Linked DNA regions of Homo sapiens: all the other regions are linked to region 4. A link is a contact called in ENCODE Hi-C or POLR2A ChIA-PET data. All regions are on one chromosome and are shown on one strand. Each heading gives the region's core, a stretch centred on a gene start or an enhancer-like site at or near the end of the contact. The rest is flanking DNA. Distances are from core to core; before and after follow the strand shown. Region 1 has its middle 100 kb from the start of FAM53A. Region 2 holds the start of POLN (DNA polymerase nu). Region 3 holds the start of MXD4 (MAX dimerization protein 4). Region 4 holds the start of RGS12 (regulator of G protein signaling 12). Region 5 holds the start of LETM1 (leucine zipper and EF-hand containing transmembrane protein 1). Region 6 holds the start of NELFA (negative elongation factor complex member A). Region 7 holds the start of SLBP (stem-loop histone mRNA binding protein).

What was found. A loop is a pair of places that touch in the nucleus more often than their neighbours do. ChIA-PET counts read pairs that join two places held with the same protein, here RNA polymerase II (POLR2A). Pooled maps may share reads with other maps.
Region 1: a loop to region 4 is called in a map of B cell, with 20 times the contacts of the local background. The contact joins the enhancer-like site here to the promoter of RGS12 in region 4. A Hi-C loop is called at or near these places in 1 of 168 maps with a recorded cell type or tissue (B cell), 2 of 37 single-sample maps with no recorded cell type and 8 of 50 pooled maps.
Region 2: a map of CD8-positive, alpha-beta T cell shows a loop between it and region 4 (18-fold over the local background). The contact joins the promoter of POLN here to the promoter of RGS12 in region 4. A Hi-C loop is called at or near these places in 2 of 168 maps with a recorded cell type or tissue (CD8-positive, alpha-beta T cell and ascending aorta), 1 of 37 single-sample maps with no recorded cell type and 14 of 50 pooled maps. POLR2A ChIA-PET finds 5 or more read pairs at or near these places in 1 of 52 experiments (activated T-cell).
Region 3: a loop to region 4 is called in a map of chondrocyte, with 9 times the contacts of the local background. The contact joins the promoter of MXD4 here to the promoter of RGS12 in region 4. A Hi-C loop is called at or near these places in 2 of 168 maps with a recorded cell type or tissue (ascending aorta and chondrocyte) and 18 of 50 pooled maps.
Region 5: a map of gastrocnemius medialis shows a loop between it and region 4 (4-fold over the local background). The contact joins the promoter of LETM1 here to the promoter of RGS12 in region 4. A Hi-C loop is called at or near these places in 1 of 168 maps with a recorded cell type or tissue (gastrocnemius medialis) and 8 of 50 pooled maps. POLR2A ChIA-PET finds 5 or more read pairs at or near these places in 1 of 52 experiments (T-cell).
Region 6: a loop to region 4 is called in a map of ascending aorta, with 8 times the contacts of the local background. The contact joins the promoter of NELFA here to the promoter of RGS12 in region 4. A Hi-C loop is called at or near these places in 2 of 168 maps with a recorded cell type or tissue (CD4-positive, alpha-beta memory T cell and ascending aorta) and 8 of 50 pooled maps.
Region 7: a loop to region 4 is called in a map of ascending aorta, with 7 times the contacts of the local background. The contact joins the promoter of SLBP here to the promoter of RGS12 in region 4. A Hi-C loop is called at or near these places in 1 of 168 maps with a recorded cell type or tissue (ascending aorta) and 12 of 50 pooled maps.

Annotation. Positions count from the first base shown.
Region 1 is chr4:1,578,097-1,581,517 of GRCh38, reverse strand. It overlaps a transcript of FAM53A not described here. Among named protein-coding and RNA genes, the nearest start is that of FAM53A, 100 kb to the left of the region's middle. RefSeq lists silencers at 154-313, 130-356, 730-939, 1,120-1,179, 1,977-2,256 and an enhancer at 2,638-3,421. Within about 2 kb of position 2,162, at least 31 of the 41 ENCODE cell types and tissues checked have a DNase peak (open chromatin) inside an H3K27ac peak, as active enhancers do; they include B cell, where a contact is called at or near this core.
Region 2 is chr4:2,240,855-2,244,345 of GRCh38, reverse strand. POLN (DNA polymerase nu) reads left to right here and starts at 2,225. Exons shown (of 26, transcript NM_181808.4): 1 at 2,225-2,295; 2 at 2,556-2,826. HAUS3 (HAUS augmin like complex subunit 3) reads left to right here and starts at 2,225. Exons shown (of 6, transcript NM_001303143.2): 1 at 2,225-2,295; 2 at 2,556-2,826; 3 at 3,253-3,491. The coding sequence starts at 3,400. It also overlaps the pseudogene COX6B1P5. RefSeq lists a silencer at 1,795-2,154 and enhancers at 2,835-2,934, 2,541-3,042.
Region 3 is chr4:2,260,725-2,263,995 of GRCh38, reverse strand. MXD4 (MAX dimerization protein 4) reads left to right here and starts at 1,887. Exons shown (of 6, transcript NM_006454.3): 1 at 1,887-2,079; 2 at 2,172-2,271. The coding sequence starts at 2,016. RefSeq lists enhancers at 215-874, 875-1,536, 2,768-3,271 and silencers at 1,168-2,007, 2,058-2,117, 2,208-2,597, 2,608-2,667.
Region 4 is chr4:3,291,236-3,294,736 of GRCh38, reverse strand. It overlaps RGS12 (regulator of G protein signaling 12), which reads right to left and starts at 1,716. Exons shown (of 18, transcript NM_001394154.1): 1 at 1,638-1,716. RefSeq lists an enhancer at 342-927 and silencers at 1,581-1,630, 1,641-2,120, 2,301-2,410.
Region 5 is chr4:1,854,701-1,858,003 of GRCh38, reverse strand. It overlaps LETM1 (leucine zipper and EF-hand containing transmembrane protein 1), which reads left to right and starts at 1,848. Exons shown (of 14, transcript NM_012318.3): 1 at 1,848-2,135. The coding sequence starts at 2,054. RefSeq lists enhancers at 1-762, 1,432-1,501, 2,139-2,640 and silencers at 1,032-1,251, 1,652-2,211, 2,222-2,411, 3,206-3,303.
Region 6 is chr4:2,007,311-2,010,620 of GRCh38, reverse strand. NELFA (negative elongation factor complex member A) reads left to right here and starts at 1,647. Exons shown (of 11, transcript NM_005663.5): 1 at 1,647-1,871. The coding sequence starts at 1,662. LOC124900839 reads left to right here. Exons shown (of 4, transcript XM_047416543.1): 4 at 448-1,615. The coding sequence starts at 860. The coding sequence ends at 1,615. RefSeq lists a silencer at 897-1,276 and enhancers at 1,337-1,856, 1,464-1,964.
Region 7 is chr4:1,710,188-1,713,766 of GRCh38, reverse strand. SLBP (stem-loop histone mRNA binding protein) reads left to right here and starts at 1,448. Exons shown (of 8, transcript NM_006527.4): 1 at 1,448-1,637; 2 at 1,777-1,893. The coding sequence starts at 1,579. RefSeq lists an enhancer at 612-901 and silencers at 1,032-1,941, 1,952-2,071.

The DNA.
Region 1 (3,421 bases), core at 913-3,412, 1.7 Mb after region 4:
TGCAGGACCACGAGGAAGAGAAAATTCAGGTAACAGTTAAATATTTAAGAAAATGACCGATTTCTAGAACATTTGGAGAAAATTGGAAACTCAAAATTGGTTTTGTCTTTAACTTCTACTTCTGTAAGGGAGGGGACATTATGATGAAAGTCTGGTCTGAGCAACTGTGGCATGCAAGACCACAGGAGGCGAGGCCAGGGTGAGGGGCGGGGCCTGGGCCGCAGGCGGGGCCCTGAGCAGAGGTGGGGCTCTGAGTGGGAAGCGGGGCCCTGAGTGGAGGCGGGACCTGGGTGAGAGGCGGTGCCTGGGTGGGAGGCGGGGCCCTGAGTGGGAGCCGTGGCCCAGGTTAGAGGGGGGGCCTGGGTGGGAGGCGGGGCCCTGAGTGGAGGCGGGGCCTGGGTGAGAGGCGGTGCCTGGGTGGGAGGCGGGGCCCTGAGTGGGAGCCGTGGCCCAGGTTAGAGGGGGGGCCTGGGTGGGAGGCGGGGCCCTGAGTGGAGGCGGGGCCTGGGTGAGAGGCGGTGCCTGGGTGGGAGGCGGGGCCCTGAGTGGGAGCCGTGGCCCAGGTTAGAGGGGGGGCCTGGGTGGGAGGCGGGGCCCTGAGTGGAGGCGGGGCCTGGGTGAGAGGCGGTGCCTGGGTGGGAGGCGGGGCCCTGAGTGGGAGCCGTGGCCCAGGTTAGAGGGGGGGACCTGGGTGGGAGGCGGGGCCTTGAGTGGGAGGCGGGGCCTGGGTGGGAGGCGGGGCCTTGAGTGGGAGGCGGGGACCTGGACGGGAGGCAGGACCTGGGAGGGAGGGAGGGCTCGGGCAGGAGGCGGGTCCCTGAGCGGGAGGCAGGGTCCTCAGTGGGAGGCGTGGCCTGGGCGGGAGGCGGGGCCCTGAGTTGGGGGCAGGGCCTGGGCAGGAGGCAGGGCCTAGGCGGGAGGTGGGGCCCGAGGTAGGAGGCGGGGCCTAGGGCGGGAGGTGGGGCCCGGCTCCCTGAGTGGAGGCGGGGTCCGGGCGGGAGGCGGGTGGGGTCTGGGGCTCCGTGCACCCCGCGCCGGGGATGCTTTCTCCCTAGCTTGTTGCGCCGTCCGGTTCTGCCCCAGCCTTAGATCTCAGCTCTGAGCTGCCCTCACATCCCTGCAGATCTTTTCTGGCCACACTGGTGGCCCGCGGGGTATGGCTGCTTCCGTCTCGCGGCGTTGGCCTCCCTGACTGGCCGCCGGTGTAGGGCGCCGTGGGCGGGGTCCCTGGGGCGAGGCTGCCTGGCCTCCGCGGTTGGTTCGGCGGCCGCGGGGCTGCAGCTCCCGGCTCGCACTCCATCATCGACGGATGACAGCGGGAACGGTGGGAGTTCATTACAGGGACCATGAATTGTTGGAGGTAATTTAGATTACAATTTAAAGTTTAATTTAAAAATCTATCAACAAATGTGAAAGTACTGGAGGAACATTTTAAAATGCACTTTAATCTCACCAGCACAAATAGCTTCTCGGGGCTCTAAACATCATCACCTGGAAAAACAGTAAAACTTTACTGCATCTTTAATTAAATTACAAACACAAAGGATAATTAACTTTTTTATTTTTATTTTATTCCTGCCATTGTTTCTCCTTCGAGTCAATATCTTCCGGCTGCAGGAGCGGCTGTTAGGAGGAAGTTTACGGCGAGGCCTGATGGGTGGATGCCCCGGGGCGGATGCTCGGCCCCTGCGCCCTCCCTGCGGGCCCCGCAGCGCTGGGGCCGCGCCCCTTCGTATCCCCACAGCGCGGACACTCCTGGCCAGCCCGTGGCGGGAGGCGCCCTGGGGACACGCGTGGCCGTGGCTCGCGGGTGTCGCGTGTGCTCACCTCGGACCTGGGCGTTCTGAGTCGTAACTCACTCACGCCTCGCAGCGGCGCTGGGAGGCAGCCCCACCCCCTTTTACAGGCGGGGAAACGGGGGCTCAGAGAGGTCGGGCCATCCGCCCTGGTCACACAGAGGCTGCGTCACCGGCTGACTCGAGCCTGGCCCCACCCGTGCGCGTTGCACTTCTGGGTGCTGGGCTGCGGCCCAAGCCTCCTCCCCAGGACGCGGGGCTGGGACAAGGGGGCGAGTGCGGAGGGCGGGGGGGTGGCGCAGGCGCCCACGCAGGGGCTTGACATGCCGGTCCCCATGGGGTAGTAGACCGTGGGGGCCCGAGGGCGGCCGGGGTAGGGAGGGGCCTCCCACGAGGGCCGTGGGCGCAGCGGCAGGGCCCAGCCGAGGCCACCAGGGGGCGCCCAGCAGGCGCGGGCGGGGCCGGGGGCCGGGGCTCTGGCTGGGACCCTCGGGCGGGGATGGCGGCTAGGGGCGGGGGCGCGCCAGGGCAGGGAGGGCAGGGGGGGCAGGGGCCTGACGGGAGCCCCTGGAGGCGCAGCCGCCTCCGGGCTGGTCGGATTCGGGAGCGCTCGGGAGGGGCGTCCAGCAGCGCTGGGAAGGGGACCTCGATTCCGGCCTGGAGGGCGGGCGGTGCAATGGGGGGAGCGCCCCGGCTCTGCGCCTGCGGGGGTGGGGGGCCTAGGGGTGTCGCAGCCGGGCCGCGCCCTTTCCCGCCTGCTCTGCCTCGAGAGGCGACCCCTCTCCTCCCCCTCTTCTCTCCCCTCCCCCTCTTCTCTCCCCTCCCCCTCTTCTCTCCCCTCCCCCTCTTCTCTCCCCTCCCCCTCTTCTCTCCCCTCCCCCTCTTCTCTCCCCTCCCCCTCTTCTCTCCCCTCCCCCTCTTCTCTCCTCTCCCCCTCTTCTCTCCCCTCCTCCGCCCCTTCCCTGCCCTGCCCTCCCCTCCCTTCCCTGGTGACGGTGGGAGCTTTGGTTCGCTGCTTGCCTCCTCCGAGCCTCGTTGTCTGCAGAGGGCGGTTCGGGGTAGGGGGGTCGCGACCTCGTAGGTGGGCGTGGAGGGCAGGGCGCTTCCCATGGGGACCTGCAGAGTCTAGTGGGTCTGTCGCGCTCACGACAAATCTTCTGCCCCCAGCAAGGCCCGTGTGATGCCCTCTCCCCGTAACTGAGGGTCCCCTCACCTCCTACCCCCACACGTTCCTGCAGAGCTTCCAGGCCACACCGGCTCTCACGCCAACGCTCGCGCCCTTCTACACACCGGGTGCGGGCACTAGCGCACGCACCGCTGTCCCCAAGGCTGGTCGGCCCCTCCTGCCTGGCACGCCCGCCCCTGGCACTTGCACGCAGACGGGGTGCAGGCCACCCGGGGTGTTCAGTTTTAGTGCAGTGGCTGCTTAATTATTGGTTAATCTAGCAATTTAGCATGCTTCATTTAATTCTAATTAGGAGAATTAATAGGCAGGGAATAGCGATTTCAATAGACTGGCACAAAACAAAACCTAGCCTGGACATCGTGCCGGTCTGGGGGCCGTGTCCAGGCTTGGGGGGGGCCTGGGGGTGTTGACAGCCAGGACTGCAGACCTTCCCAGGCGC
Region 2 (3,491 bases), core at 976-3,475, 1.1 Mb after region 4:
AAAGTGGGTTTCTAGAACGGCCTCCAGGGCTCTGGAGTGCACCCCTCCTGCCCTCCAGGGATCTCTTTCTATAAAGGAGCCCCTTGTCTTTCTGCCGTCTTTAATGCTGTCTCCTCAGAGTTCCTCCTTGCAGTCTATAAATATCCCCGAGTTCCTCTCATTTTCAAACAAAACAAAATAAAAAATCCTCCCCTCAGCCCTGCATTCCCACCCCCTCAGCTTGTGTTGTTTTGCATGCTCGCTCTCTGTCTTTCTCCTCTCTCTCTCTCTCTGTGTCTCTGTCTGTCTCTGTCTCTCTGTCTGTCTCTGTCTCTATCTGTCTCTCTGTGTCTCTGTCTCTCTGTCTCTGTCTCTGTGTCTCTGTCTCTCTGTCTCTGTCTCTCTGTGTCTCTCTGTCTCTGTCTCTGTCTCTCTGTCTCTGTCTCTCTGTTTCTGTCTCTCTCTGTCTCTCTGTATCTCTCTCTCTGTGTCACACTCCTCCCACCCAGTCTTTGCCTCATCAGCAACATTTCTGGAAGGCATTGCCTGCACAGCTCCCACTTCCTCCTGTCCAAACTGGCTCAACTCTGCCCCCTGATGCACACCCCCAACCTCCAACCCTGGGCTGCAAGGGTCCTCCCACCAGGCCTCCCCGTTCCAGCATCCCTGGTTTCCTTGCCTGCAGATTGGGCACCACTCTTTGAATTTTTTCCCATCATGTTTGTTTTTCAGATCATTTTAGGCCTTATTGACTTTTAAAAGAGGAGGAAAAAAACGTGAAACAAGTGAAGAATGAATAGGAAATATCTTTGACTCGATCAGATTACAATATTTGCCTTAGAACATTCTTATTTCTCTCCTTAAAAATATTAAGAAAAACTATCCAAACGACTTCTACCTAGTCACCCTGGACTAGGACATTGTCTAACAAGCCACCTTTAGGGTCATTTGACGCTGAAGGGAGGGAGTACTATTATATTTACCCATGACCAAAGCCCCTGCTAACCTGTGGAAGACTGAGGAGTGGCAAAGGATTTTTGTTTGGTAGAGATGCAAACGAATTCTGTCCAATAGAGAGGTCTGGTTTCACTGGGCTGTAGGGCATCAGCCAGATTCACATGAAATTTAGCAATCCCGTTTCAGTCATCTTTCACTGACTGCCATCCTCTTTGGAAATGGTGTACCATCCTCCTTGAGTTAAATATATCGATGTATTTAACTCAGGCCATTCCGTTTATTTCTAACATTTTGAAAAGGGAATTGTGGAGGAAGTCAGCTTTTTTTTTTTTTTTTTTTTTGAGACGGAGTCTTGCTCTGTCGCCCAGGCTAGAGTGCAGTGGCGTGATCTCGGCTCACTGCAACCTCCACCTCCTGGGTTCAAACGATTCTCCTGCCTCAGCCTCCCGAGTCGCTGGGATTACAGGCGCCCACCACCGCGCCCGGCTAATTTTTGTATTTTTTAGTAGAGATGGGGTTTCACCATCTTGGCCAGGCTGGTCTCGAACTCCTGACCTCATGATCCCCCCCCCCCCCCCCCCCGGCCTCCCAAAGTGCTGGGATTACAGGCATGAGCCACCGCGCCCGGCCAGAAGTCAGCTTTTACATAGTGTTCTGGTGAGGGATTAGAAATTAAGTGTTTTTGCAAAATAAAGTTCATTGTAAAAGACTCTAAGCGAACAATCCCTAACCCTTAAAATGTACCAGGCATTGGTCGGGCTGCTGTGAATGTTCCGGGAACTCGTCTCTCTCGGGGGCGAGCGCTATCACCGCCGGGCTCCAGCCTGTCTCCCAACCACCAACCTGCGCTGCTCTTTGTACCATTCAAAAGTGCCTTCAGAGGGTCTAGATTGAAGTACGGGGCAGGGCAGGCCTGAAGCACAACTGACGGCTCCGTTGAGAGCAGGCCCGCAGCTTCAGCTCCCCAGAGGGCGCCCCACCGCACCCCTCTGCACCCCTCTGCACCCCATTCATTGCCCAGGCTCCGCCCCCTGCCCAGGCCCCGCCCCTGTCCAGGCCCTGTCCCCGCCCTTCCCGGCCCAGACCCCGCCTCTCTCTGCCCTGCGCCCCGCCCAGGAGGCAGGATGCCCGCAGCGGCCGGGGGCCGAGCGCCGCCTGCTCAGCTCCACCCCATAGTCCAGCCTCGCCGACTCCGCCTCTTTTGACACTACGCCTGCGCAAACAGTCATCCCCCACGACCACGCCGTCGCCTTGTGCGCTTGCGCGCGTCCAGGCGCTCCCGTGAGGCAGTGCGAGGCGCGCGGGGCACGGAGGGCGGTGGCGGCGGGCTCCTGCGAGAAGCAAGCGGAACTTCCTGAGGTGACTGACGCGGGCCTCGGTTCTGGGCGCAGGGGTGTGGGGCTGGAGGAGTGGCCGCGATCCCCGTCTGCACCCAGGTGCCTCTTTTTTTTCCTGCGCTCCTGGGGGCTCCTTCCAGGTGCTCCAGCAGCTGCCCGGGGATCAGGGCCCGGTCCGCTGGGCGAGGAGCTGGGGCGGGGGCTGTGCGGGGCCTGTCACCCCCGTCTTCTGCAGCTCGGTGTCGACGGCGATTCGGTGGGCTTGTGCGTTTGTTTTGTCAGCGTGCTTAGGTGTCACAGCTGGGTGACCCTCCGAAGGAAGGTTTTGCCGCTGGCGCGTCTGGTGTATCGCGGCCTTGGGGCCGCGGATCCCTGGGGCTTGCCGCTGCCTCTGGGGTTCGCGCGGCCCTGGCGTCGGGGCTGCCTCAGCGCTGGCTGAAGGCCGGCCCGAAGCACCCTTAATTGTGGCCGCGCGCTTCCCTGCTGCTCCTGCTGTTCTCCGCGTCGCGGTGGTGGACTCTGGAGGTGGAGCCTTGCCCGGCGAGACGTTGAGGTAAATATTTAGTTGATCTTCAGAAGATGTGCCATGCTTATTTGCGTCTTCTTACGTACGGAGGGCAGGGAAGAGAGGCTGCCTAGCCTCCTGGTGGCTTGGGTTTGTTTGGATCCATTTATTTTGAATTAAAAACAAATGCTGCTCTATAAAGTGTAATGCATTTTAAACCATTTTATCTTTGGAAAAAAAGATAAAATGGATCCAAATAGATCCACTTTCTTGTTAATTACTTTTCGTTACTGTTGCGGTTTTCTGAGAACTAGCCTAATTGTTTCTGTTTCTCTTTATCATCATCAAACATTGCAGCTACGACTACCTGTCATTTATCCCGCTCTCGGATATCATGTGATATTTGTCTGTGTCTTCTTTTTAAAAACACTGTCGTCATATTTGTGGTCTAATACTTGTTTTCTTCCCCCCTAGGAGGAATCATTATAGATTCTAAAAATATATTTTCCCTTCTCTGTGGACTTGGTATAAAACGTAGCTTTTTTTCTGCTTGGATTTATTTTCTAAAAATCAACACCGTAAACCCATATCAGATACAACAAAATTGGGGTAGTTAAAACCATGAGTTGTGGAAATGAGTTTGTGGAAACATTAAAAAAAATTGGTTATCCCAAAGCTGATAATCTTAATGGAGAAGACTTTGACTGGTTGTT
Region 3 (3,271 bases), core at 638-3,137, 1.0 Mb after region 4:
TCTTGTGAGGGGCTCTGCCTTGGGCCCTGGCGTCACTGTGGGGCGGGAACAGGAAGGGCCCCTGCTAACATCAAGGGGGTTGTCTCAATGTCCATGCAGGGCTGTCTCATAGCAGTGTCCGAGTTCCCCACTGGGTCCTGCAGGGCTCTGTGGGAACACACATTATTCTGAAGCCCACACCACAGGCTTACACCCAGCAGGACCAGCCAGGCCAGGAGGCTCTGGCCTCTGCATTCCTATAGCCCTGAGCCGTGTGTGGCAGCACTAATCTCCATTCTGCTGAGATTTCTGGGAGACCCCAGCAAATCCCTGAGCGTCTAGTCCCATGTCCTGATCTGCAAGCCGGGCATGCAAAACACAGGGAGATGCACACGAAGCTTTCACAGGAGTCCTGGTGCTGAGGTTTTGCATTTTTTGTTCAGTTTCATTGCCAGCAGCAGCCCCTGTGTCCCACTGAGTACTTCTGGAGGGGTCCAGCCACCTTATGCCTCCACACTCTCCAGCCTGCGGGGCCTGGCCCTTGGCACATCCAGGCCACCAACCTCAAAAATCAAATCAGTGAGATGGGTCGGGCGAGGTGGCTCACACCTGTAATCCCAGAACTTTGGGAGGCCGAGGCGGGCGGATCACGAGGTCAGGAGATCCAGACCATCCATGGTGAAACCCCATCTCTACTAAAAATACAAAAATTAGCTGGGCGTGGTGGCACGCGCCTGTAGTCCCAGCTACTTGGGAGGCTGAGGCAGGGGAATCGCTTGAACCCGGGAGGCGGAGGTTGCAGTGAACTGACATCACGCCACTGCATTCCAGCCTGGGCAACAGAGCCGTCTCAAAAAAAAAAAAAAAAAAAATCTGCGAGAGGGTGGGGGGTGCCGAGGCCAGTCTGGGCCAGCCTTAGGGTCAGGGGTCACTAGGGAGACCCGCCAGCTGGGATTTGATGAAGGGTTCACTCCCGTCCCCACTTAGGGCGTCCTCGGCCAGAGGTGGCCAGCGCCTGCCTCTAGGAACGTCCCTGCCCCTCAGGCCAGACACAGAGCATGCAGCCCCCCACTCCGGGGAGCCTCTCGACTCTGGCCGCACGTCTGTGTCCCTTCCCCAGACCTGGGCCCTCCCTCAGCTCCGGCGTCCACTGGGCGATCTGAGGAGCCCGCCCGCTCTGGGCCTGTTTCCCCACTGACACCCTCAGAGACGCCTGGCTCTTAGGATCAGAGCGTCTGCGTCCCTCTCCGAGGTCCCGGCCCTTCCCGGGGCCACTCTGCGCCCGGCGGGGAGGGGAGTCGTTCACGGCCCCACGCAAGACCCCCGGGCAGAGCGCGAGGCCTCGTCCCCCCACGCAGCCACTGCTTTCGTCGCGCTCAGACCCGGCGGCCCGGCCCGGCCCGGCGCACGCCCCGGAGCGCCCTGCTTCGCTCTCGTAGCGGAGACGCTCCTGCGTCCTAACGGGCCCCCAGGACGGCGGGCGGTCCCCGCGCGCTGCGCTTCCTCTCGGCAACGCGTCCGGCTGCGGCGCCCTCATTGGCCGCGCGCCCCGCCACCGGCCATTGGCTCGCAGTGCCTGTTTTACATAGGCCGCTCTGGCCAATCGGCGCGCGGCGCCTACTTAACATGCACGGCGGCCGCCAGTCAGCTAGCGCGGGGGCCGGGCCACCACGTGCTGTTGCTAAGCTCGGGCTTCTAAATTGTTACTAGCGCGGCCGGCCTATCCCAGCCCAGCTCTGCATCTGTCAACATTCTCGGCCCGGCCCGAGGCGCTCGACCCGTCCCCATTGGCCCCAGCCCGGCCCGGCGCCCGCCCCCGGGGCGCGAACGCCGCCTCCCATTGGCTCTGCGGGCCGCCGCTCTCCCTTATGTGTCAATTTGAGGGCCTGAGGCGGAGGGTGGCGGCCGAGCGCCGGAGTCCGCGGAGTCTGGAAGTGCGGCGGCCGGGCGCGCGGGGTGGGCGGCGAGCGGAGCCGGCCGGAGCGGGCCGGGCAGCGGCCGCCGCCGTCCCGGGGCGGACGGGCGCGGGCGGGAGGATGGAGCTGAACTCCCTGCTGATCCTGCTGGAGGCGGCCGAGTACCTGGAGCGCAGGGATCGAGGTAGCGCTCGCACCCCATTGTGCGCCCGCGGCGGTGGGCGGGCGGCGGGGCCGTGCCGGGCGGGGGCCGCTGACCGCGCCGTGTGTCCGCAGAGGCCGAGCACGGCTACGCCTCGGTGCTGCCCTTCGACGGCGACTTCGCCAGGGAGAAAACAAAGGCGGCCGGCCTGGTGCGCAAGGCCCCGAACAACAGGTACCGCCCCCCGCTCCCGACCCCGCCCGGCCCGGTCCGAACCCCCGCCCCCGCCCGGAGCGTGCTCTCCGGGCCCCGATTCCCGGCCCGCGGCCCTCAGCGCCGCCGCCGCGCGCCCCGGCGGCCAGCCTGGAGGAGGAGGCGCGCAGGCCGCGGCCGCAGCCCCGCCCGGCCGGCCCCGCCCTCGCCGTCGCCATCTTCCCGCGGCCGCGCCTCCCGGGCCGCTCGCGTAAACAGTGCCACGCGTACAGCGCCCGCCGCCGGGGTCCGCTCCCGCGCCCGCTCCCCGCCCCCGAGTTGTTCTGGACTTTTCCAGGCGGTAGAAAAGTTGTCAGCGGGCGCTGGCCGGTGCCCCGTGGGTCTGGGGAAACAGGCTCAGCCAGGGTCTGCGGGGGCTGCCGGCCCTAACCCCTTCTCTCCGCGGGTGGGTGGGCGGCCTCCTTTCGACTGGCTCTGCCAGCCGAACTCTGCTGCTCGGCCACCTTCCCCCGCCCCCAGGAGCCTAGACAGAGAAGCGAGTGGAGGCGCTGTCCTGGGCCCTCACTCCTCCCAGGGTGCCCACCGCTTCTGCCCAGCCTCCTGACACAGCGAAACTCCAGCCACCAGTATGGGGGTCCTCTTTTTTAAGACAGAGGCCTTTTAAGGGGGCGGGAGGAGGGGGCAGGCTGCAGGGCAGGGGCCCCATGAAGTCGTTACTACGGGTGCCAGCTGCGCCCTCCATACCTTGACCTCGTGTTCAGGCAGCAGAAGCCCTGAAGCTGGGGTGCGTACAGGTCCCCCGCGTGGGGAGTGGGGACCCTGGGCCGGGGCTCCCCGGGGATTTCCACCCTCCTGGCTGCTGTGAGGACCATAGCACACCTGGTCCTGTCTGGGCCCACCTTGGCCCAGCCCTTTTGTGTGAGCAGGCTGGGAGCTGCGTTTGTAGGGGGCTTCAGAGCCCCAGGGCATGGCTCATTCCTGTGGTCCACCTGTTCTAGGGAATCCGAAAGGCTGGTGTAGG
Region 4 (3,501 bases), core at 467-2,966:
CCAGCCTCAGGAGGTCTCAGAGATAAGGCTGGACTTGCAGTTTTAAGAAAAAGACCCAGACAGGGGTGCACCAACTTGTGCAGGCTCAGCCACCCCACTGCCCTTGCCTGAGCCCCTGCCCTCAGCCAACATGGCCTCCCCCACCTGCAGAGCATCCAGCTGAGGCACCACGCAGGGCCCGGGCACCGGATACCCATCATCTCAAGTCCCCAAAAGCACTGGCCACGATGGACCTTTTTATATCGCTTTTTCAGGGGAAGAAACTTCGCACTGTGACAATTACTTTCTAAAGTGAAATATAAACTGGTTCTCCCTTACTCAGAATTGCTCTGCCCTCCCCACGTCGCCTTCTCTAGGGGAAGGCCAGCAGGACTCCACCCCAGCAGCCCTTGCTGCCCAAAGCCGCCTCTCTGCCCTCCTTGGTAGTCTCCTTGCTGTGAATGGTGGGGCTGCTGCCTTGCCTGGGAAGGCCCCCCAGCGCCCCTTCTGTGCAGGCCTTGCCGGCCATCCTGCACGTCCCTGTGGCCTCAGAAGGGCCCTGCACAGGACGGCATGGACCACGCTGAGGACTTCAGACAAAGACACTCTTAGCCCTTGCAGCAGCTCCAAAGACAGGTCCAATGAGGAAACTCAGGCACAGAGAAGGTGGTCACCTGCCCAGGGACACATTCCCAGCAAGTGACCAAGCAGGTGAGAGGCCAGGTGGTCCTCTCTGTCCACACTCCACGGCTCTGGGCCCCCTCTGTGTTCACCCTCCACTGTCTACACTCCATGGCTCTGGGCCCCTTCTCTGTCTGCACGGCTATGAGACTCTGTCTACACTCCACAGCTATGGGTCCCCTCTCTGTCTACACTAGATGGCTCTGGGCCCTCTCTCTGTCTACACTCCACGGCTCTGGGCCCCCTCTCGGTCTACACTCCACGGCTCTGGGCCCCCTCTCTGTCCACACTCCACAGCTCTGGGCCCCCTCTCTGTCTACACTCCACTGTTTATACTCCATGGCTCTGGGCGCCCTTTCTGTCTACACTCCACAGCTCTGGGTCCCCTCTCTGTCCCCATTCCACAGCTTTGGGCCCCTCTCTGTCTACACCGCACGGCTCTGGGACCCCTCTGTCTACACTGCACAATCGCGGCACCGCGGCTGAGGCGACCCCAGGTCGCTGCAGTGCGTCTGGAGTTCGGGTCTCGGAAGGCAGCTTCTGCCCTAACAAAGCGGCCGCTCGTGGAGTCCGACGAGGGAACCCTCCCAGCGCTCCCGGGCGCATCTCGCCCGCGGGACCCCCTGCCCGGCGCCGCCCCCGCGGGTCCCGCCAAGGGCCCGGGCGGGCCTCACAGCGCGGGGCCCCAGGAGGCCGCGCACCCGCCCGGCCGGAGGCCCCACAGGCCCGCGCCCCGCGCCGCCCGCCCCCGCCCCCGCCCCGCCCCGCCCCGCGCCGGGCCCGGGACCAGGAGCCTGAGTCAGGCCGGCGAACAAAAGGCAGGGCGGGCGGGCGGCGACCCCGAGGGGACGGGCGCCGCGCAGGGCTGGCCGGGATCGGCCGGGAGGCGGAGGGCGCGGGCGCGCGCCCCGGAGACGAAAGAAAGAGCGGAGGCGGCGCGCCCTGCCCCCGCCCCGGCCCCGGCCCCGCACACCTACCGGGCCGCGCCGCTCGCTCCCGCTCCGGGCGCTTCGGCCCGCGCCACCGCCCGCGCGCGCAACGGTCGCCTCGGCAGCCACCGCCCCCCGGGGTCGAGGCGAGGGCGGGGCCGAGGCCGGAGGAGGGGCGGGGACGGAGAGGGGCGGGGCGAACCTGGTGAGGCGGGGCCAAGGGGGTGGGGTTGGGGCGGGGCGATGCGGGGGCGGGGCACGGGGCGGGGCGAGGGCCTTCGCGTCGGGACAGCGTGGTAACGGGACTGCCAGGGAAGCAGGGATGAGAAGAAGCGAGGGACGGGGCCTCCACGGCCGGGGGCGGGACTTCCGTTGGGGGCGCGGCGGCGCTGGTGCGCACGGTGTGTACCCGCACTGGCCCGGCCCTGGTGCTGGGAGCGACTGCGTTCCCGCAAGCTGGTTTTCTCTGCCTCCGCTGGCCCGGGACACCCTGCGAAGGGCAGGTCGGTGTGGCCGGGAGGAGCCGCCCCTGCCTGGGCTGTCTCTGTCCTTCGCCGTCGGTGTCCGAGGAAGTCCCGCTCCCGTTGGGTCTCTGTGCCCGGGAAACCTGGCTGTGGGGAGTCAGGCCCCGGCGCCCTGGCTTTTCGGCTGGGCAGATGCCCGGAGCTGGCGGCAGCTTCGGGGGCGGCGTGAGTTCCCGCGGCGAAGCCACGGGGACAGCCAGGAAAGGCCGTTCCCTCCGGGCCCCGGGACGCCCGCGAAGGCGGCGCGGTGACTGCGGCGTCCAGCGGGTCTGCCCCTCCCGGAGCGCGGGCAGCAGCGAGGGCGGGACCGGAGGCACCGCTGGCACGAGAGGAGGAGCTGCCCGGCCCCGGCCTGCGCCTCTGGCCCTGTCCCAGCCGCCGCCTTCACCCTTTAGGCCGGAGTTCCTTCCTCGCCCTCTTCGTGTCTTCCTTCCCCGGCGCTGGGTCTCCCTGCCCCTTCCTTCCTGCCTTCCCCTCATTCTCTCCCGCCGCGTTTTTCCCTCGAGACGCATCCGTCGCTGCTGTTCACGCTCCAGCCCTGCCGCCCGCCCAGGGACTCGGCCCCTCTCGGGTTTGCTTCTTTCCTGTCACCTGCCTTGATGGGCTCAAAACGCTTCCCCTCCGTCCCCGCCACCGCCCCATGGTTTCTTGGCAGCTCTCCATCATCTAGTCTTGTGTGATTAGTTTGGATCCCAGGAGGAAACCAATGGCATTCTCAGTGGGACAATTAATTAAGAGTCCAGCAGGGTTCCCGCTGGCAGAGGCGCGGTCCGGGAGCCGGGAAGCCACAGGGCGGTGCTGAATTGGGACAGGTAACAGCAGGGAGGGAACTGTTTTCACCTGCAGGGCTGAAGGAGCGCGGCCAGAGCGGTTACAGGAAGCCAGACAAAGAGAGAGAGATACTTAACAGGAGCTGCGACCTATGGCCAAGGGACACAGCCAGCCCTTGATGACCCAGCAGAGAGAGCCAGGGAAGAGGCCAGGCGCGGTGACTCGTGCCAGTAATCCCAGCACTTTGAGAGGCTGAGGCGGACAGATCGCCGGAGCTCAGGAGTTCGAGACCACCCTGGGCAAGATGGCAAAACCCCATCTCTACTAAAATACAAAAAATTAGCCAAGCGTGGTGGCACGCGCCTATAGTCGAAGCTAGTTGGGAGGCAGAGTCAGGAGAATCACTTGAGCCCCGGAGGCGGAGGTTGCTGTGAGCCGAGATTGTGCCACTGCACTCCAGCCTAGGTGACAGAGTGAAACTCCATCTCAAAAAAAAAAAAAAAAGAGCCAGGAAAGAAACTGCCCCCACCCTGGCCCCCCCAAAACTGTGGACCTTCTTGGCTCCTGCCTATGCGCAGATGGTGGAATCTTCCAGAGCAGCGCCAAGCCAGAAGGAA
Region 5 (3,303 bases), core at 599-3,098, 1.4 Mb after region 4:
CCAACTGTCCACTCCAGCTCAGGTCCAACCCTGGGTGGGGAGGCAAGGACTATCCTTCTGTATCCCCCTCTTGCCTCCTGGGGGATGGGTGGAAAAGGGGCCCCTTCATGTCTGTTGGCAGCACAGGCCTAGGTTCAGGCCTAGTTGTGCTTAAACTCTGTCTGCATTTGATGTCTGCAGTGCCCACTGACCGGTGTGGACACAGGGACTTACAGACGGCTTCAAAGTGCCCTGCACTAAACAATGCCCCCTTCTCCCACTGAGATGGGGAATTCAAGCCCATCCAGGCCCAGTACCTGGCAGTTCCTGATGGGGAAAACCACCCAGGCAAGCAGGCTACGTTTTCCTGACGGGTGAGGACCGACTGCATGGACAGCAGGGGCAGAGGGGACCCTGGGGAGGGAGCCTCCTAGGGAGATGTGCCATTCAACCAGCCTCTCAAGACTGGGGAGCTGGCTGGCATCAGGCGTTTCACACCCCATGCGCTCCAGGGAACAGAGATGCTGAGTGTGCACTACAAGACCCTCCCCAGGCGGTGCCCTGAGGTGCCGCGGAGAAGCAGGAGGAGGCAGGTTACATCCCTGAACAAGACAGAGGGCAGGGCAAGTGCTGTGCTGGGGATCTCCTAGCTGGAGATCTCCACCAGCTGGGCCCCCAGCGCCGCAGGTCCCCATTTTTCTCCCTGCCTGCTTTCTCTGCCCCAACTCAGGGATCCTCATCTTAGGGAAGGAAGGGGAAGGTGGAGCTCAGAGGTCACGGTCTGCTGGGAGGCTGCACGGTCTCTCTCCCCTGGACTGGTCAGGGCCGGCTATTAAACTGGGCTGGGGGGAGGCTCCTGGGAGACGGCGCATGAGCGGTCCGCGAGCCCAGCCCAGCTCTGGCGGGAATTCTGGAGACTTCGAGCCAGGTCCTTGGCGTCCTGGGCTTCGGCTGTTCCTTCTTGGACTGGGAAGTGGAGCGGACAGGGTATGGCCCAGGTTAGGAAGTCTGGCGCTCTTGCGGCGCGCGGGACCCCAGGGGCTGCTTAGGCCAGAGCGAAACGAGGGGTCCCCCCGCGCCAACGCAGGACCCATATCTACCCCTCCCGCTCAGACGGGAGGACGCGGTGTGCCGGGATGGGGGGCCGCTATGCTGGCTGCGCCGCCACCCGGCCTAGTGCCCTCGCCTCCAGGGGCCGGCATGGCCCTGTCCTTCGGGGCGGGACCCTGCGCTCCCGTCCCCCCAGTGGTGACGGGGACTCCCGACGCCGAGCAGCGCCGTATCTGGGGAGCGCCGCCCGGTACGCAGGGAAGAGGCACTCAGAGCTGCGCGCGCCAGAGTGCAGACCGCCGAGGGCAGAGCCACAGAGCAGGGGGGCCGGCGAGGGACCGCGGCCGAGGGCGTCGAGGGCGCCCCTCCATCCCCAGCGTCCCCTGACTTGCCCTTGGAGCCCCAAGCTCCCAGGAGCCGTTTTCTACTCGTGGGTGCAGGACTTAGTCCCAGAAAAGTTCCGGACACACGCGCTGCTGCCGCCGCCCGGAGACGAAAAGACACTCCCCGCGCAAGCGCGGCCGACTCCCTCAGCTCCTGCGGCCGCCACGCTGCGAGCCCCGGCGTCCACGGTACGACGGGAACCAGGATGCAGCGAGCCCCAGGAGCCAGCCGCCCCGGTGCACGCCGGGACCGGTAGTCCGCGCCTCAGGGTAGTCCGCCGCTCCGGTGCACGCCGGGATCGGTAGTCCGCACCCCAGCGTGCAGGCCGTCCCGGTGCACGCCGGAACCGGTAGTCCGCGGTGGCGCGGTCCGCCCCTCACCTGGCCAGCGGCGGGCGCTGAGGGGCCCAATGGGAGCCGCGGCCTGGCCGCCCCGCCCCGCGCCTCCGGACGTCTGTGCCGGGACAAGGCCGCCGCTGGTGCCGGGTCCTTGAGGAGAGCGCCTCCCGTCCGAGGCCAGCCGCCTCTGTCAGCCGTCCGCGCGGGCCGGGTCTGAAGCGCCGCCGGGACGGCGAAGAGCCGCGGCCGCCGCGGAGAAGGAGGCAGCGCAGGAGGCCGGAGCGGCCGCCGCGCCCGAGCACATGGCGTCCATCTTACTGAGGAGCTGCCGCGGCCGGGCGCCCGCCCGCCTCCCGCCGCCGCCTCGGTACACCGTCCCGCGGGGTAAGCGGCGGGCACCCCAGGGCGGGGCCGGCTCCCGGCTGGTGGGTCGGGAGCGCGGACGACCCGCGGGTTCGGGCTGGTTGTCACGGCGATGCGGGGAGCCCGGTGGTCCCGGCCTCCGGAGCCCCTGCGGGACCGTGGGGCCCCGGGTCTCGTCGCGGGCTGGGCCGCCAGCGCCGGGCGGAGCCGCTGGGCCTCTGCCGTGTGTTGTGACCTTAGGCGGCCGGGTCCCCCGGGTCACTGCCTCAGAGACAGTGGGAAAATTCTGAAGGGCTGGGCAGCCCTGGCGCGCCCTGCGCGAGTAAGCTTGGTGGAACGTGTCCACGCACGAGGACGGCCGTGCCCTTTGGTCACGTTTGGGGTCCCGGAGACGAGACTGGGTGGGCAGGGCAGACACCGGCGAGCAGGACCTGCTGGGCTGCAGGAGCCTTCCTGGTCCGTCACTGATGAGGTGATGCCAGCACCTACAAACCCCTGTGGTGTGATTAGGCCGCGACCGGCACCCGGGGAACACGGGGACTCCGGAGCCGCTGAGGGTCCTCAGGGTGCGTGGCTTTAGCCCCCCTAGCCTCAGGTGCTGTCTGGAGTGAATGCTGTCCCAGGGTGTGCCCACCTCCTCTCTCTCTCTAATTAACCAACTTATTTGAGTCTATGTCCTTATTTGTAAAATTGGAATAAACATAAAACTTGCTAAGAGGGACTCAAGTAAAATAATTAGTGCAGTGGTGCGATCATACTCACTGCACCTCAAACTCCTGGGCTCAAGCTATCCTTCTGCCTCAGCCTCCCAAGTTGTTAGTTGTGCCACACAACACCCAGCTAATTTTTTTTTTTGTAGTTTTTTTGTAGAGACAGGGTCTTGGTATGTTGCCCAGCCTGGTCTTGAACTCCAAGGCTCAACTGATCCTCCTGCTTTGGCCTCCCAAAGTGCTGGGATTACAGGAGCCACCATGCCCAGGCACCCAGCTTCAATATTCTTGTCTCTGTTCCCCACCCCCAAAGAGATAGATTGAAGTTGCCCTGAATGTATCCTCCCAATTCTTGTTTTTTTTTGTTTGTTTGTTTGTTTGTTTTTAAAGACAGAGTCTCAATCTGTTGCTCAGGCTAGAGTGCAGTGGTGTGATCTTGGCTCACTGCAACCTCCACCTCCTGGGTTCAAGTGATTCTC
Region 6 (3,310 bases), core at 398-2,897, 1.3 Mb after region 4:
CTCGGCTCACCGCAGACTCCGCCTCCCGGGTTCAAGCCATTCTCCTGCCTCAGCCTCCCGAGTAGCTGGGCTTACAGGCAAGCCATGCGCCACCAAGCCCGGCTAGTTTTGTATTTTTAGTAGAGACGAGGTTTCTCCATGCTGGCCAGGCTGGTCTCGAACTCCCGACCTCAGGTGATCCGCCCGCCTTGGCCTCCCAAAGTGCTGGGATTACAGGCGTGAGCCACCGTGACCGGCCTAATCATTAAACTTCTTTCAGCACTAGCCCCACTGATGTCACAACTTCACCCATTAGTCAATAACTTGTCTTTGCTGAATTCGACACTTTTGAATCATTTAAAAAATATTCTCTTAAATTTTATGTGCTATTTGCAATGTAACGGTTGTCGACATGACAGTTTTAAGTTTAATCTTTATCATCAACATTTTCTCTATCACTTTCTTCAGTTTAAGCAATCAACAAAACCACCGCTCCAGCACTGATTTGTAGCATTTGCGGGTTTCCCCCGTGTGACTTCCGCAGGACTGCCAAGTTCAAGCCGCCAGGGCCAGGGCACTGCTAGCAGCTGGGCTGAGCCCTGTTCTCCCGGCGTTCCCACCGCCCAGTGGCAATAGCTGTGAACGGCGGCAGGAGCATGGCAGTGGAACAATAAGGAAAAGATCTTTTAAAAAAAAGATATAATACAGAAGCCAAGCAAGGCGGCCCCGACCTGTAACCCCAGCACTCTGGGAGGCAGAGGCGGGCGGGCGGATCGCTTGAGCCCAGGAGTTTGAGACCAGCCTGGCCAACATAGGAAGGCCTCGTCAAAAAGACAAAAGGGTAAAACGAATTTAATAAAATGAAGTTTAACTTTTACTCATGTTTGTATCTAATGACAAGCTTTTAAAACTGAAAAGTTCACTACTGGCTCCTGCCTGGCGGCTCCAGCCCGACTGGGGGCCGGGGCCTCCCTGCACTGTGGGGTCACGAGTGCCCCTGGACAGCTCCCGAGCGCCCTCCGACCCGCATGCTCAGCGCAGCCCCGTCGGCGGCGCGCCACGGGCAGAGCGGGCTCAGCGGGGGACGGAAGCTCAGCGCTGCGACCGGGATCCCGCAGGCTCGCTCCGCAGGGCCGCGGCTCCTCTCCGTGCAGGTGCTGGGCCCGCGGGGGCGGGGCGTCCACACGGTCCGCGCCGAGACCCAAGCGGGGAAAAAGCGAAGAGCGGACAGCGGGGCAGGTGCCACAGGGAGCCTCCGCCCCACCGCGCGAGCAGCAAGTCTGCGGCGCTTGACACCTGCACTGCGAATGCCAGGCCGCAGCCCGGGCTCCCAAGACGCGAATACGCGCGCCTGCTCGTGACGTCATTTTTTGCGGTCTTCCCGAGAGCCAGCAGAGGGCGCCGCCATGATGTTTTACGGAAGCCGATAGTCCTTGCTCAGCGGCACCCCGTCCTTCCGGCTCTCGGCTTTGCCACAAAGCTTCCCGAAGACGCGGCCGCTACCCGGAGACGCGGTCGCCACCCAGAAGCGCTCTCCCGGGAAGCCCCGCTCGTGGGACCGCGCCACCTGCGCCGCCTCTGCGGCCCGCAGCCCGACGGGCGCCGCCATGTTGGGGTCCTAGCGAGGGACGCGTAGGTGTCTTCATAAGATGCCGGGGCAGCGGCGCGCGCTTTCCCCCAAGATGGCGTCCATGCGGGAGAGCGACACGGGCCTGTGGCTGCACAACAAGCTGGGGGCCACGGACGAGCTGTGGGCGCCGCCCAGCATCGCGTCCCTGCTCACGGCCGCGGTCATCGACAACATCCGTCTCTGCTTCCATGGCCTCTCGTCGGCAGTGAAGCTCAAGTTGCTACTCGGGACGCTGCACCTCCCGCGCCGCACGGTGGACGAGGTAAGGCAGGCGTGGCGCCCCGCGGCCCCCAGATTCCCAACCTTCCCACCTCCGACCCGCACACCCAACTCCGGACCCTCCTCGCTCCCTCCCCCAACCTTCCCATCCCCCTTCAGACTGTTAACCCCCCCGGCCCGCCCTCACGCCCCCTCCTCGCTCCTCCGAATACCTCCCTCCAGTCCTCACCTCCCCCTGGGTCCTCATCCCCCGCCTCGATCCTCATCTCCCACCTCGGTTCTCATCCCCACCGTGGGTCTTCAGGACCCCCCGCCCCTCCTCGCCCCCTGGGAATCCCCCACTAGGGTCCTCACCTCCCTACTTTTCGTCCTCACCCCTACCCAAGTTTTCACCTCCCCTGGGATCCTCAATCTCCTCCCCGCCGGGCCCCGGGTTCTCGCTACGACCCCCAGGTCCTCACTCCCCTCCCTGGGCCCCCGGGTACTCATCCCCACCCGCCCCCGCCTCCCCCGCCTTCGGTCCTCACCACCCTAATCCCCCACCGTGCCGAAGCGACCGACTCTTGGAGCGGGGGTGCGCCGGCCCCAGCGGGGTCTCCCATCGGGGTTTCCCGTCGGGGACGCAGCCCTGGTGACCTGGGCGAGGGCGGGGATCCCGAGAGAAACCCCCGCGTGAGGAAGGGGCGGCCTGGGCTCGGTAGCTCCAGTGTCCGCTGACTGGATTTTCTTGTTCTCACCTCGCAAAGACCCCGGCCGTCCGGAGCGCTCTGTGTCCGTTTTACTCTTTTCTACACGCCGTTTTGCGTCATTCCAATAAGTGGGTGTGTGAGGTTTGTTTTCTTTTTTCCTAAACTTTATATTGTATCGCTTTCCGTGCGAAATAAACCGAGTAGTTTTGCAGACTATTGAAGCCCCATGGTTGTTTAAACGTTCCTGGCTACTGATGTATTATTAGCTATTATAGGTTGTAATTGCTTTTGATTGAGATATGACATGTATGGAAAAGTGCATTTTTGTTCAGTTTAACGAATAATAATAGCATCGCGAGCCACTCCTGTGATCCTTACACAGGTGGAGAAGTAGAACCATGCCTGTTCCTTGGAAGCCTCCCACTGGTAATCACGGCCTTCTTCCTTTCCCCTTCCTCATTTTGGAAAGGTAATCATTTCTGTGCCATCTCCCCGGTGTGAGCAATTATTTATGCACCCCTAAATGGCACAGCTTGGTTGCCGGATTTGGAGTTAGTGTGATGGTATCATAGTGTATTTTGTGTGTGGCGTGCATGTGTCTTTTTGGTCGACGCCGTGACAGTTTCATCCACGTTGCAGCTGACTGCAGTTTAATTTTCACTGCTGCGTGGTATTCCTGTCTGTGAGCACGAGGCACTTTATCCATTCTGCCACAGTGACACGCTTAGCTTTTGTGCTCTTGTAAATCATCCCGTTACTACATTACGGTCATATGTTCAGGTGTTTGGAATCT
Region 7 (3,579 bases), core at 199-2,698, 1.6 Mb after region 4:
GCGTCACCATGCCAGGCTAATTTTGTATTTTTAGTAGAGACAGGGTTTCTCCATGTTGGTCAGGCTAGTCTCGAACTCCCAACCTCAGATGATCCTCCCGCCTCGGCCTCCCAAAGTGTTGGAATTACAGGCATGAGCCACCGCGCCCTGCCAGGATTTTATTTTTAGTTTACAGTGTTGAGGGTTATGGGATGCCCAGGGCCTGGGGAGGAAGGGGACAGGATGTGTCCGTCCTAGTCTGAGGATGACTTTTTTGAGTTCAAAAGGGGGCGGTGGACGCACCAAGGCACAGTCCTGAGGGCAGCAGGTGCAAAAGTCCGGCCCTCCCAGAGGTGTAAGGCCTTAGAGGGATCCCAAGCATCCCTGGGGCTCAGCCTCCTGGACCTGACCCCACTGCCCACTCTTTTGGCTGGTTCCACTCTCCCCTGCATCCCTCACGTTGTCCCCAACAGGAAGCTGTGGGAACCTGTTCTCAGGTGTAGTGCACCCGTTGGGGTTCTAGTTGGCTGGATCCGCGGGGCCGTCAGCTGCAACTGTGACGGCGGGGAAGCGGGACGGGATGGTGCGGATCTACAGGACCTCGCCTCCAGGTGGAACCTACCTGCTGAGCCAGGGATTCTTCAGGATACAAACCCAGTCAACTCCAGGCAGAGGGTGGGAGCGTCATGCACCGGCGACACAGTGGAGGACGTCATGGACGGGCAGGGAGGCAGCGGCAACCGAAACTAGCGGCTCAGTCGGTGGCCGGTGTGCGGTCAACGGCCAGGGCAGTGGGACCGGAAAGACTCAGTGTAGTTGTCAACTGTTGCGACCTAAAAGGTTACTCCAAAACTTTAAGCGGCTCAAAACAATAGACGGCGCGTACGGGGCCTGCAGCGGCCACGGGACCGTGGGAAGCAGTCAGTACCCGCCACAGGCCGCGCCTTCCGGGTTCCGGGTTCCGGGTTCCCGCCAGGGAGGAGACACGCCCCCACCTGGGCAGGAACCAAGCAGAGCCGCGCTCCACCCAGGCCGGAACCAATGGGAGATGCGCCACGACCCAGGCCGAGAAACGTGCCGCTTACCCTTCCCCCACGACCTGCGCCGCGTCGCGCGCGGCCGAATCTCCCGCCAAAGCTGCCCCCGCCCGCCAAGGCGCGACCTATCAGCGTCGCAGAGGCCCGCGGCGGCCCGGCCGCCTCAATCCCGCGGGTGGGGGCAACCTTTTCCTCAGGCCTCTCCTCAGCCCACGGCGTCCATCTGGCTCCCGAGCCGAGGGCCGGGCAGTCGGGCTTCGCGGCTGCCCGCGGTCCCGAGGCCTCGCCCTAGCCCCAGTCGGCTCGCGAGGCGCGCACAGCTGAGTGGACCCCTGCGGCGTGGCCCGATGGTCTCGCCCGACCCGGCGCGCGCGGGAGGCCGAGGGGCGGGGCCCGGCGCCCACATAAAGGCGGTTGGGGGCGGGGCGCGCAGAGCTCGTGAGCGCCGGCGCGGGGACGCGGGTTTCTGCCTCAGGCCCTGCCCTGCTCTACTCTGCGCTCTCTGCCCGCGCCGCCGCCGCCTCAGCCTCGGCCCTGCGCTGCGCGCCCGGCCCGTGCTGCCATGGCCTGCCGCCCGCGAAGCCCGCCGAGGCATCAGAGCCGCTGCGACGGTGACGCCAGGTGAGGCCGGGCTGCGCGGCGGGCGAGGGAGCGCGTGCCCCGTGGGGCGGGGGTTGTGCGGGGCCGGGGTGTGGGAGGGCGGAGGTTGTAAGGCGGTCCCGAACCTCCCGTGCCCAGCCGACCGCGTCCCTCCCCGCAGCCCGCCGTCCCCCGCGCGATGGAGCCTGGGACGGAAGCGCAGAGCCGACGGCAGGCGCTGGAGGCCCGAAGACGCCGAGGAGGCAGAGCACCGCGGCGCCGAGCGCAGACCCGAGAGGTGGGCGCGGGACCCGGGGGTCGGGGCGCGGTGGGGCCCTTGACGAGGCCGCGGGCTCCAGGGACCTCGTCGCGCTCTCGCGGTGCCGGGATCGGTCAGGTCGGCACCCTGCGTCCTTTTATCTTGGTCTCCGCGCGGCCCGTGGACTGGGGCGGCCGCAGCAGGCCTGGGAGGCGCTGGAACACTCCGGAAGCCTCTTGCCAGGATGGGAGTCAGCTGAACCGGCGTCAGCCCGAGTTAGCCAGTTCGAGTCTGTGTTGTGCTCCCGGGAGAGGTCAGGGTCTCTGACGAGCTTCTCGTGAACACGTGGAAGTCAGGGACACCCGAGTCCCGAGGAGAAGTGAGTTGACAGGGCTTACCTGCTTGGCCATTTTCTGGGTTAGGCAGTGTGCAGGGAGGGTGGAGATGCGAGCGAAAGGAGGGCTTGATGGGGTGGGACGGCCGAGGAGGGTCTGGAGGAAATAAGCAGGGGTGCCAGTGGTCGTAGTGGCGGGGCTTTTCGGGGCTGTGGTTAGAGAAAACTTCTCGAGGGGCTTTGGGGTGGCTCGTCCCGCACTGGGGGCTTGTTGCTCCTGAGTTCCCTGAAAGGCGTGGTGACTTGGCCGAGATGGAGCAGTGAAGGTGGAGGGAAATGCGTGGTTCGGGATAGGCTTCTGAAGGCAGGACCTGTGAGACTTGCTGATGGGTTGGGGATGGGAGGCGTGAAAGGAAAAAAAAAAATCGGACCCAACTTCACTGTGCCAAAAGGAAAAAATTATGCTGAGCGCGGAATCATGCAAGAAACTACCTTTGCGTTACTTTTTTTTTTTTTTTTTTTTTTTTAAAGACAGGGTCTCACTCTGTCTCACAGGCTGGAGTGCGGTGACGCGATCTTGGCTCACTGCAGCCTCCCCCTCCCGGGTTCAAGTGATTCTCCTGCCTCAGCCTCCCCAGCAGCTAGGATTACAGGCGCATGCCACCGCGCCCGGCTAACTTTTTGTATTTGTAGTAGAGACAGGGTTTCACCATGTTGACCAGACTGGTGTCGAACTCCTGACCTCAAGTGATCCACCCACCTTGGCCACCCAAAGTGCTGGGATTACAGGTGTGAGCCACCGCGCCCGGCCACCTTTGTGTTTCTTTTTTTTTTTCTAAGCAGATACCTACAGATACAAGATTAAATATCTCCACGGGTGAACTCTGTTCACTTTAAGTGGCGACTTACTGAGCACACTAGGAATACATAATTGACTATTCCCCTACCTGCTCCTTTTCTCTTGGAACATGTAGATCTTTCTCCTTCAACCTACTTTTCTCTTTTAAATATTGAAGCCCTGACAGTCATCTCTGGAGAAAGGCACAGACCACAGACTCTTTCTGTAATTTCGTGTTCTTCTAGGTATGTCCTTAACATTAGCTAAATTCCTAAAGCAATTGAGACCTGTCTCAGACACTTTTTGGTTTACACAGGAAAGAGGCATCAAGAATGACTCAAGCCTTTAGGTCTGAACGCTGTTGATTGGGGCCATTTGCTAAGATAGAGAAGATGGGCTGGAGCAGCTAGGCATGGGAAGTTGTGAGGCTTGAGAAGCTGCTTAGAGAAGCAAAGGAGATGTCAAGAAAGGTAACGGAGTGTAGGAGTCTACATGGGAGGCATCTTCAGGCACAGTGAGTTACCAGGACATAGAGATGATATTTAGAGACTTG